Regions from separate parts of the Homo sapiens genome. Here region 2 is linked to region 1. A link is a contact called in ENCODE Hi-C or POLR2A ChIA-PET data. All regions are on one chromosome and are shown on one strand. Each heading gives the region's core, a stretch centred on a gene start or an enhancer-like site at or near the end of the contact. The rest is flanking DNA. Distances are from core to core; before and after follow the strand shown. Region 1 overlaps TNFRSF13B (TNF receptor superfamily member 13B). Region 2 holds the start of LINC02090 (long intergenic non-protein coding RNA 2090).

Region 1 (5,838 bases), core at 220-2,719:
CTAACTGACAGGAGAGCAGGAGATGCCAGGCTAAGCAGGGACAACAGGGTGCTGGGCAACCTCCATCATCAGGCACACAGGCCCTGCCCATGGGACCTTAGCCCTGGGACCTGGCCTCATGGAAATGATGTTATCACAGGAAAGTCACTGCAAAGGAAAGGAACCAATCAGCCCCAAGAAGAGCAGGACAGGCCGAGAGCAGGGCAGATGCCATCGCTAGTATTTATGGATCCACACGGCATCCCTCTTCTGTCCTTTCTGATGCCACAGAGCAGGGCAGGTGCAAAAAGAGGTGTTTGCTGGGATAGGGTTAATTAGATCATTTCTGATGCCTGGCACTTACCAGATGCCCAGCTCAACAGGACCCTTCTTGCCATGTCCAAAGTGGCCATCTCCAGCCATAAGTTTTTTCATTTTCTTTACTTATTTTTTATTATTTTTATTTTTATTTTTATTTATTTATTTATTTATTTTTTTTTGAGACACAGTCTCACTGTGTCCCTCAGGCTGGAGTACAAAGGCACGATCTTGGCTCACTGCAACCTTCACCTCTTGGGTTCAAACAATTCTCCTGCCTCAGCCTCCCAAGTAGCTGGGACTACAGGTGTGCACCACCAGATCCAGCTAATTTTTGTATTTTTGGTAGAGATGGGGTTTCCCCTTGTTGATCCGGCTGATCTTGAACTCCGAACCACAAGTGATCCGCCTGCCTCTGCCTCCCAAAGTGCTAGGATTACAGGCATGAGTCACCATGCTGAGCCTTCTCTTTTTACAATTTTTTTTCCCTCTGGCAGTTGTTAATGAACTACTTAAACATTTTAAGTGATACCTTTCCCTTCTCTTTCTTAGGAAGCCTCTTTTGCCTCTAAATGGAATCTGATGAATTCACAGCCAGATTCTAGCAGATGCACAAAGAAGAGCTGGTACCAATTCTACTGCAACTATTCCAAAAAATCAAGGAGGGTCTCCTTTAACTCATTCTGGAAAGCCAGCTTCACTCTGGTACCAAAACCTGGCAAAGACACAACAACAAAAAAAAGAAAACCACAGGCCGATATCCCTGAGGAACATAGATGCAAGATGGATTACAGATTTAAATGTAAGACCCTAAACTATAAGAATCCTAGAGAAATCCTGGAAAATACCATCCTGGACATTGGCCCTGGGAAAGAATTTATGACTAAGTCCTCAAAAGCAATTGCAACAAAAACAAAAATTGACAAGTGGGATCTAATTAAATGAAAGAGCTTCTGCACTGCAAAATAAACTATCAGTGTAAACAGGCAACCTACAGAATGGGAGAAAATGTTTGCAAACTATGCACCCAACAAAGGTCTAATATCCATAATCTATGAGGAAGTTAAACAATTCAAAAAGCAAACAACAAATAACCCCACTAAAAAGTAGGCAAAAGACATGAACAGACACTTTTCAAAAGAAGACATGCAAGCAGCCAACAAACATGACAAAATGCTCAACATCACTGATCATCAGAGAAATGCAAATCAAAACCACAATGAGGGACCATTTCACACCAGTAAGAATGGCTATTGTTAGAAAGTAAAAAAACAACAGATGCTGGTGAGGCTACAGAGAAAAGGGAACGCTTATACGCTGTTGGTGGAATGTAAATTAGTTCAGCCACTGTAGAAAGCAGTTTGGAGATTCCTCAGAGGACTTAAAACAGAGTTACCGTTCAGCACAGCAATCCCATTACTGGGTATATATCCAAAGGAAAATAAACCGTTCTACCAAAAAGATACATACACACGTATGTTCATCACAGCACAATTCACAATAGCAAAGACATGGAATCAATCTGGGTGCCCATCGATGGTTGGATAAAGAAAATGTGGTAAATATACACAATGAAATACTACACAGCCATAAAAAGAAAAATACGTTTTTTGCAGCAACATGGATGCAACTGGAGGCCATTATCCTAAGTGAATTAATGCAGAAACAGAAAATACCACATGTTCTCACTTATAAGTGAAATGCTAAGTGTCGAATACAGATGGACATAAAGACAGGAACAACAGACACTGGGGCCTACTAGAAGGGGGAGGCAGAGAGAGAGGGCAAGGGCTGAAAAACTACCTATTGGGTGCTATGCTCACCACCTGGGTGACAAGACCATTTGTACCTCAAACCTTAGCATCAAGCAACATACCCATGTAACAAACCCTACACATGTACCCCCGGATCTAAAAAAAAAAGTTGAAATTATAAATAAAATAATAATAGAAATAAATGGAGTCTGCAGCACTGGTGGAGGGCAGGTGGTGGCTGCTGCTCAGGTGCTCACACAGGTGGGTCTGCTGCTTACTTGTGCCTGTGCTTCAATGACTGGCACAGCCTCGGCAGCCTCTAGTGCAAGGCTCTTCCTCACACGGCAGGTCCTTTCTCCTGCTTTCTTCTTGTCCACAGACTTCTGGAAATGTTGCCTACATTGTTTTTTTTATCCTGGGATGATCTCCCTGGCTTCTGGCCATTTGCTTGGACTCTGGGCTTCATGCATTGTGGACTCTCCTGTTCTAGGCCTGGCATCAGGCCTCCCACGCTTTCTCACCCTGCGTGACACCATGCAGGTTTGCCTTGGGTGGCTTACCTGGACTTGCTTCTGAGCCTCTGTGCTCCAATCCTTGGTACCTTCCCGAGTTGTCTGAATTGTTTTCAACTTCTCCACTCCGCTGTCTCCTGAGCTCTGGTGGAAGGTTCACTGGGCTCCTGAGCTTGTTCTCACAGAAGTATGCACATTGCTTAGGGTGCTGTCCACAGATGGAGGCACAGCTGATGCAGTCCCTCAGGAGATGGTCATAGAACTTGCCTTGCTCCTTGCGGCAGCTGAGTGACCCTGGGAGAGAGAAATTCATGATACTGCTGGGTGACACAGACTAGCAGGAACTCTGGGTTTGACCACAAAGGACATCAAAGTTAAAAAAAAAAATACAGTAAAATTCCAGAAGGCAATTCCAGAGTAAGCCAAGTACTTTTACAATATACACATTGAAGACTATGCATTGTCCTCTAAGTACTATTTTAGCTGCATTGCATTTTGATGTGTAGTATTTTTCCTCTACCTAGATCAAAATGCACTTATTTTTCATTATTATCTTTTCTTTGACCTATGGGTTATTTACAAGTGCATTTCTTAGTTTCCAAACGTATGAAGATTTTCAGTTATCATTTAAAATTTAGATCTGGATTACATTGTTACATAAGACTTTTACTTGCATTTTTCAAGCCTCATCAAGGAGAAATATATTTCAAATCAGCATAAGGAAAGAAGGGGAAAAGCCAGAATCCTCTTTGACAAGCTGGGGGAGGGGGCTGGAAGGAAGGTGGAAAAGTTCACATGAATAGTGTTTCTTCTGTCTTAATACTAGATGAGAATTACAGCAGCTTACACAAGTATCAGTGCCAAGGCACAGAAGCCAAGGAAACTAAAGCCAAATCACACTTGCCTTAAGAGAGCACAGTGGACCCAACTTTGAATGCATAAAGAAACCTATTTGGAACAATCAATTATCTTATCTAAAGTCTCAGAATATTTCTAATTTTTTTTTTTTTTTTGAGAAGGAGTTTCGCTCCTGTCACCCAGGCTGGAGTGCAATGGCACGATCTCGGCTCACTGCAACCTCTGCCTCCCAGGTTCAAGCAATTCTCCTGCCTCAGCCTCCCGAGTAGCTGGGATTACAGGCGACCACCACAACACCCGGCTAATTTTTGTATTTTTAGTAGAGATGGACTTTCGCCGTGTTGGCCAGGCTGGTCGTGAACTCCTGACCTCAGGTGATCTGCCTGCCTCGGCCTCCCAAAGTGCTGGGATTACAGGTGGCATGAACCACCGCATCTGGTCTAGCCTCCGAATATTTCTACATGGAAGTTTTTACGTGAAAAAGGCAAGTTTCCTTTGTATTTAGAGTAAGGTATGGCTTTTGAGATGTCCTGACTTCGTAAATATGAATAAATAAATAAATAAATATGTATAAATAAAATATATGTGGCTCACACATATATTTTAAGGACACATTTTGGAGACAGTGCAGGATAGTGGATAAGAACCCAAATTTCAGAACCAAATTTCAGTTGGGGCCATCCCTGGCTGTACCACTTGCAGGCAGTGTGGTCTTAGCCTCTCCGTGCCTCAGTTTCCTCATTTCCAACATAGGGAAAATAACAGTACTGACTTCTTCGTAGGGTTGTTGGCAGAGTTGTAGGGCCCAGCACAGTGCCTGGCACATACTAAATGCTCACGTAATGGAAAGCTTAAGTAGAATATTCATTTGAGCCTCTTCACAAAGCAAACAGATCCGTTCTTGTGTCTTTGACAGAGTAAAGGAAGGAACTAAAAGATCACGGAATTGGGACCTTAGGGAAAACTCAGATGGCCCACATAGGGCCAGTGACCTCCCCTGCTCTGGCCCTGCCCTATCCCCAGGGCGCCCCTGAACCGCACAGAAACTGACACCTCCACTCTGCATCACACAGGGTTAGCCCAGCATTGGTGTCCTTGGGGCTTTCTGTGACCTCCTCCCCTGTTGCAGGTGGTGCTGTTGCAGGTGGTGCCTGAGTGCCCCAGCCCACTGACCCTCCCTGCCTGACCTCACACCCCTCCCTGCCTGACCTCACACCCCTCCCCTCCCCCGCCTGGGACTCAGTCCTCCCCACTGTGTTTCCCTCCTCTGAGCCTCTGCTCATAGTGCCCTTTCTTCCAGGTGCCCATCTGATTTCCGCATTCTGTGACCTCTTAACAATCTGCCTCTGATGGTGCTTCCTCTAGGGACACCTCCCTGCTCCCCAGCCCTTTAGCTGAAGGGGGTCTCTCCCAACTGTGGCTTTCTACCTTGACACATAGTCATTTCTCCCATTAGATGACACTGTCTTTGAAGGGCCACGGCAGATTCCTATTTCCATGGGGCTGGAGCACTCCATCTATGTTTGTGGGATGAACCAATGAATGTTCTAATTCATTAATGGGTAGTGGTTCAGGTCATGATTTAGGAGTCGGAGTCCTGGGTTCAAACCAGGATGTCGCTGTGACATCTCCACTTTTAAACTGGGTGATCTTGGGTGAGTCACTCAGCCTCTCTGAGTTCCCCGCAATAAGTATTCATGAAGGACTTACTATGTGTCAGGCACTGTGCTAGGCTCAAGTCAGACATGGTTCCCCTGCCAGGGAGCTCCCAGTCTAGTGGTTGAGTCAGACATAAAACACATACACATGAAAGAACAAAACAGCAAATTGTGGTAAGTTCTATCAAGGAAAAGAACAGGTTATGAAAAAGAACAGCAAGCAACGAATAATTTTCAAGACAATCAGGGAAAACTGGATATTGCCTGAGTATTAGATGATGTTAATAAATTATTGCTGGCAGTGATAGGATATTTGGATTATGTTTCACAGGTTTTCGTGGTCCAGTATCTGCAGGTAAAATTATATGAGATCTTGGCTGTGCTTTAAAATACACAAGGCAGGCTGGGTGCAGTGGCTCACGCCTGTAATCCCAGCACTTTGGGAGGCCGAGGTGGGTGGATCACCTAAGGTCAGGAGTTCAAGACCAGCCTGACCAACATGGAGAAACCCCATCTCTACTAAAAATACAAAATTAGCCGGGTGTGGTGGCACATGCCTGTAATCCCAGCTACTCGGGAGGCTGAGGAGGGAGAATCACTTGAACCCGGGCGGTGGAGGTTGCGGTGAGCCAAGATCGCACCATTGCACTCCAGCCTGAGCAACAAGAGCGAAACTTCATCTCAAAAAATAAAAATAAAAATAAAAAATAAAATAAATAAAATAAAATACACAAGTCAAAAAAATTGGTTGGGAAAGTA
Region 2 (6,069 bases), core at 1,550-4,049, 41 kb after region 1:
AACAAACGCCTAAAAACGTGAAAGCAGCTTTGGAACTGAGTAATGGGCAGAGGCTGGGACAGGATGGAAGTGCATGCCAGGAAGAGCCTGTATTGCCATGAACAGCCCATTGAGGGTGATCCTAGTGAGGGCTCAGAAGAGGACAGCTGTAGGGAAAGCTGGAATCTCCTTAGAGATTACTTGAGTGTTCATGAAGAGAATGCTGGTAGAAATATGGACAGTACAGGCCATTCTGATGAGGTCTCAGATGGAAATGAGGAACAGGGTATTAAAAACAGGAGGGAAAGTGATACTTGTTCCAGAGTGGAAAAGAACTGGGCTGAATTATGTCCATGTGCTAGGACTTCATGGAAGGCAGAACTTAAGAGTGATGAACTATGACTAGGCACAGTGGCTCATGCCTGTAATCCTAGCACTTTGGGAGGCCATGACAGGAGGATCATTTGAGGCTAGGAGTTCAAGGCCAACCTGGGCAACATAAGAAGACCCTGTCTCTACAAAATTTTTAAAAAATTAGCAGGCATGGTGGCATATGTCTGTAGACCCAGCTACTCAGGAGGCTGAGGCAGGAGGATCACTTGAACACAAGGGTTCAAGGCTATAGTGAGCTATGATCGTGCCACTGCACTCCAGCCTGGGTGACAGAGTGAGACCCTGTATCAAAAAAACAAAAAAAAAATTGAAAAATTAATGAACTAGATATGTGGCAGAAAAAACCTCTAAGCAGCAAAGTGTGCAGGATGCTGTACATCCTCTCTTAGCTGCTCATAGTAAAATGCGAGAGGACAAATGATTTAAAGACGGAATGTATAACCACAAGCGAAGCAGAACACAAAGATTTGGAAAATTCTCAGCCTGGCCGCATAAAGAATAAAAAGGTGTGTTAAGGAGAAAATACCAAGGGTATGGCCAAGAGCCCATGTGATAAGGAGATGAGTATGGCTAGAAAGAAGCCAGGTGCTGTTCATCAAGACAGTGGGAGAAAGACTCTGAAGGGATTTGAGAGATCTGGATGACTCATCTCATCATAAGCCCAGGGCCCTTGGAGCTTGAGGGCAGAATGATTTGGGGGGATGGGCCAGGGGCTGGCTGCCTTGGGTCTCTACTCCTTGTGTTTTGGCACGATGCTCCTTGGCCACCCCAGCTGTGGCTCAAATGGGCCCAGGTGTGGCTTGGGCTGCTGCTCCAAAGGGTGCAAGCTGTGAGCCTTGGCAGCATGCATGTGTTGCTAATTCTGCAGGCACACAGAGTGCAAGAGCTTTGGGGGTATGGCTGCCTCCCCTTGAATTCAAAGAATGCCACAGAGGGATAGCCCCCATTAGGGCAATGCCCACCAGAATTGTGAGGTTGGGTCTAAAACTAAGACAGGCCCTAAGTACCCGGAGTCATCCTTGACTTCTCTTTCTCTCCCTGTCTCCTTCCCTTCCACCAATCCATTAGCAAACACTGTTGGCTTTACGTTCAAAATATGACCAAAATCATCTGAGCACTTACCACCTTCAGGCCTGCTTCAAGCCACCCCCTACCAGCCCCTTCTCAGAGGCCCCCCCACCCCCAGGTGCCATGTACTCTGTTAGCACCTGAGCCACAGCTGAGCCCTCCACTGCCCAGGAACCTCTGCCACTCCCCAGCTGCTCTGACTAAACACTGGATCTTTATAATGGCCCTGGGCCTTGAACCTGGGCCTTCTCTCCCTGAGCCCTCTGCCACTCTCCCCTGCTCACACCAGGCCAATGCTGACAACTTCCCCTCTGTGCTGTTCCGCTGCCTGGAATGCTCTCTGCCCAGATGTGTGCTTGGGTGACTGCTTGCCTCCCAGGAAGCTTGCCCAAATCTTGCCTCCTCAGTTAGGACAGCCCCGGCCATTCATCTCAAAGGCAAGGGGCACAGAGTATGGGCTCAGTACACGTATGGGGGAGGAGGGAGGGAGGGAGGTGGAGAGGGAGGAGGAGGAAGGGAGGAATGCACAGGCCATTTCATTCCAGCGAGAACAGGTCACAAGGCACACCCAAAAGCAACCCGGGTGGTACAAAACTAAAGATGACCGAAGGCCACCATGAACAGGCGGGAGAGGGCAGCTCTGTTCATCACCCCTGGGGCAGATGTGGAGACTCCAGATGTGTCACATCTGGACAGCCCCTTCTCTGCCCCTTCCTACCCCCTGCCCCGCCCATCCACCAGGGGTTCAAGACAATACAGGAGACAGTTGTCCTCCTCCCAGGACCCTGAGAATGGCTGGGGCTGGGGAAGATGCTCAGTGGCCTTTGAAACTCAGCTTAATTTTGCGCCAAACGGGTGACCCTGCCACCCCCATGAAAAGGCAGAGCACTAGAATGAGAGTCCAGACTATGGACTCTAGTCCTCTTGATGTCCCAAGCTCAGCATGTGACCTCAGACTAGGCACTTAGCCTCTGTGGGCCTCAGTTTCCCCTTCTGTCCAAATCAGGGGGGTTGGAATGTGGTCACCCAACTAAAAGCCCACTCTATACACTGAGCGTCTACAAATACAAGGAACACAGAGTTGATTTGTTAGGAAACCCATCACGTCCATCCTGACCTAGATGGGTTTCACTCTGACGTTGTGCAGTCAAATGCTCTACCCCTGAGCTACACCCCCTACTCTGACGTTGTGACCGCTGCACCTGGGCTGATTGTACCCCAGACCAGGGGCAATGTCACCTGGCACCACCCTTTCCCACTACTCTTCCCTCTCGAGAGAGACTGGGGTTTCACACAGAGCAGTCGAGCCCCATAAATAGCAGCTGGCCACTCACAGGCCAACCCTCCCAGGCCCCAAAAAGGAAGTGAGAGACAGGCAGACACTTCTGTTCTTCCTGCAGAAAGTGCTGCTTCTGCAGTGACTCGTCAGATGCTCCCCAGAGCCCAGCACAGACCCGGCTCCACCCACTTCTGTGGGTTGGCCAGATGAGTGAGAAACACAGGCACAGCCAACGAGAGGGAGCTGAGGCCGGACCCAGGAGTCTTTTTCCTATGGTAGGGGATATCTCTGTGTGAGGAAGCCCCATGGGGAGTCCTTGGGTGAGTTGCCAGGAGGAGGTGACTCAGGATAAATTCCCTTAGGAGGTGCCTTCACTTCTAGATCCAAAGAGTCATCCCCTACCTCCTTAGGGTAAAACTAGATTTTGAGTATCACGGTGTTTGTGGATAACCTGGCCCCAGTGAGTCCCCTTGCAAGGGCCTTTGGAGATGCTTCTGCACATGGACACTAGGAGCCATGAGCAGAGACAGTCCCTGCAGCAGCATCTGAAACCATGAACCCCAGGAAGACAACGTGGCACTGTTTTTGTCAGCCCTGCCTACGCTTTGCTAAAGTCTGTCCATTCAGCTCTTTTTCATGTTGACCGCACCACTGTTTCCTGCCCAGGTCCTGCCTGATATAGTAACCGGGAAAGGGATGAATGTGATGCAATGTGCTCTTGTAATGGAGCATCACAGAACAGGTCAAAGACACAAGCCACACAGCAACGAGCGCGGACAGGCAGGGCAGAGCACAGCTGCACGTAAGTACATTTTAAACACGGACCCCAACATAGCACTAGACATTGTTCATAATGCCTCCCTACATATGTAAAACACAAAAGTGGATTGGAGACACACAGAGGGGAGACTGCAGGCACCTCAGCCTCTCATCCCTCTTCTCATCAGGCCATTTCTGCTCTGCACCAGCGGTTCTCAACCAAAGTGCTTCTGCCTTCACTGTCAGGAGACATGTGGCCATGCTGGGGACATCTGGGGTGTCTCAATGATGGGGGTGGGAGGGATTGCTACTGGCATCTGGGGGTAGAGGCCAGGGATGTTCCCAACCATCCTAGGATGCAAGGGACAGCCCCACCACAAAGCAGGTGTGGCCCCAGCTCGTTCACAGCTGTCTACTTCCTCCTGGCGTAGCTGTGCAACTTGTACAACCACAAGCAACACGTATTTGTTTTACAAGGAACTCACTGGAGACAGCACCCAGTCTGAGAACTTTGTACTATGGAAGGGTTTTGTTTTTGAAAACCGAAATTACAGAATAAATTACAGAGAGAGAGAGAGCAAGAGCGAGAGCGAGAGAGTAAGAGAGAGAGAGAAACTTCACCATATGGGTTCAAATGAGCAACCTGGGTATTCTTGGCTCCTGGTGGAAAGGGAGGTGCTAATCTCAGGTGGGCCCACCTGCTGTGGCATGGGGCTTGGTTTTGAGCTGCTCCTTCCACTCCTGGCACAGGAGGAGCAGATGTTTAGGGCGGCCACGTGACTAACTGGGCAGCCAAGACCAAGACTCCTGTGCACGCTGAAACTCACGTTCTCAGTGGAAAGGAAAGATCTGCTGACCGCTCACTCAGGATGAGGGGTGTGGTGAGTCAGCCGTGGGGCCTCTGTGTGGCCCAGACCAAACAGCTGGTTTTGGGCATGGCAGAAGTCAATGAGGCAAGGCCCTGATGGGTAGCGCTGACCTGAGTGCTACCTGGCTAAAGCCAAGGAGGAGCCATGCGGCAGAATCCGTTCATGCAGCTCGCATGCTACAAGTGGCTGCTAGTGTCTTGTGGAGATTTAAACTTAAAATCTTGCTTCTCAGCCCCATCAGGTACATTTCAGGTGCTCAGCAGTGCACTTGTGCTTTGTGGCTGCCTTCTGGACAGCATGGATGCAGACCGCCTCCAACCATCCCAGAAAGTTCCATCACAGGCACTGAGCCAAAACTGGCCATGGTGATGGAGCTGCCAGGAGGGCGAAGCCCAATCTCACTTTGGTCAACATGGTCAACATGTCAGGGAAGGGTATCCAGGGACAGGTGCCCAGGGGCGGGTGCCCAGCTGCAGAAAGGTCTTCAGGGAACCTCCCTGCTCAGAGGCACTCTCTCAATGTCATCTCCTGCCTCCCAGCCCAATCACACTACATCCTGTCTTGGCTGCTCTCCTCCACTCTGCCCCAAGCCTGAAGCCATCTGTCCTTCCTCTAAGCTCCAGGAGTCTCTGGGAAGTGTTTATGGGTTAACTCTGTTGGAATGCACAGGGATTGCTCAGAATAAAGCTCACCAGCCTTTGTTGGCCTGGAGGCCCTGCCTGCCCTGCCTCTACTGCCTCTCTGTCCTCCCCCCTGGCTCTCTCCACCCCAGCCTAGGTTCCCCAAACACATCAGGCAGGGCCTGCTTGCGGCCTTTGCAGCTGCTGTTCCCTCTGCTCAGAATGCTCTTCCCCAACGCCCCCGGTCATCCCCCTGCCCCCCACTGCTTCAGTCAGATATCTCAAATATCACCTCATCAGAAAGCCTCCCATTCTAGCCGAAAGAGCTCAGGTATATGCACACTCACACACACACACACACACCCCCACACACATTCACACATGCACCACACTCACACACTCTGATTCTCACACACACTCACACACACCCTACATGCACACCCCACACGCCCCACAGGCACACTCTCCACACACTCACACACCCCACAGGCACACCCCCCAAACACACACACCCCACACACCCCACAGGCACCCCCCACACACTCACATACTCCACAGGCACACCCCCCAAACACACACCCCACACACCCCACAGGCACCCCACACACACTCACATACTCCACAGGCACACCCCCCAAACACACACCCCACACACCCCACAGGCAGCCCCCCACACAAACACACCCCATAGGCACAGCCCCCAAACACTCACACACCCCACACCCCCCACAGGCACCACACACACACTCACACACCCCACAGGCACACCCCACACATACTCATACACCCCACAGGCACACCCCCCAAACACACACTCCACACACCCCACAGGCACCCCCCACACACTCACACACCCCACGGGCACCCCACACACACTCACATACTCCACAGGCACACTCCCCCCCCCACACACACACACCCCACAGGCACCCCACACAGACATTCACACACCCCACAGGCACACCCCATACACACACACCCCCTGCGCACACGCCCACACCCGGACACAGCCCACAGGCTCCATGCGCCCCGCATGCCCATGCTGCCGGCAACCCGCTGTGATTTTCCTAAGCAGACGCCCCCTGGCGGCTGTCCCTCCACC

Evidence for each region. Hi-C counts contacts between places; a loop is a spot of excess contacts on that map. ChIA-PET counts read pairs that join two places held with the same protein, here RNA polymerase II (POLR2A). Pooled maps may share reads with other maps.
Region 2: a loop to region 1 is called in a map of B cell, with 5 times the contacts of the local background. The contact joins the promoter of LINC02090 here to the enhancer-like site in region 1. A Hi-C loop is called at or near these places in 4 of 168 maps with a recorded cell type or tissue (B cell, GM12878, OCI-LY7 and 1 more), 37 of 37 single-sample maps with no recorded cell type and 8 of 50 pooled maps. POLR2A ChIA-PET finds 5 or more read pairs at or near these places in 3 of 52 experiments (GM12878, OCI-LY7 and activated B cell).

Annotation. Positions count from the first base shown.
Region 1 is chr17:16,946,127-16,951,964 of GRCh38, forward strand. It overlaps TNFRSF13B (TNF receptor superfamily member 13B), which reads right to left. Exons shown (of 5, transcript NM_012452.3): 3 at 2,612-2,857. Among named protein-coding and RNA genes, the nearest start is that of TNFRSF13B, 23 kb to the right of the region's middle. RefSeq lists an enhancer at 1-474. Within about 2 kb of position 1,470, at least 2 of the 41 ENCODE cell types and tissues checked have a DNase peak (open chromatin) inside an H3K27ac peak, as active enhancers do; they include B cell and OCI-LY7, where a contact is called at or near this core.
Region 2 is chr17:16,985,530-16,991,598 of GRCh38, forward strand. It overlaps LINC02090 (long intergenic non-protein coding RNA 2090), which reads left to right and starts at 2,800. Exons shown (of 3, transcript NR_146886.1): 1 at 2,800-2,994; 2 at 3,386-3,521; 3 at 4,580-4,647. RefSeq lists enhancers at 1,460-2,290, 2,923-3,142.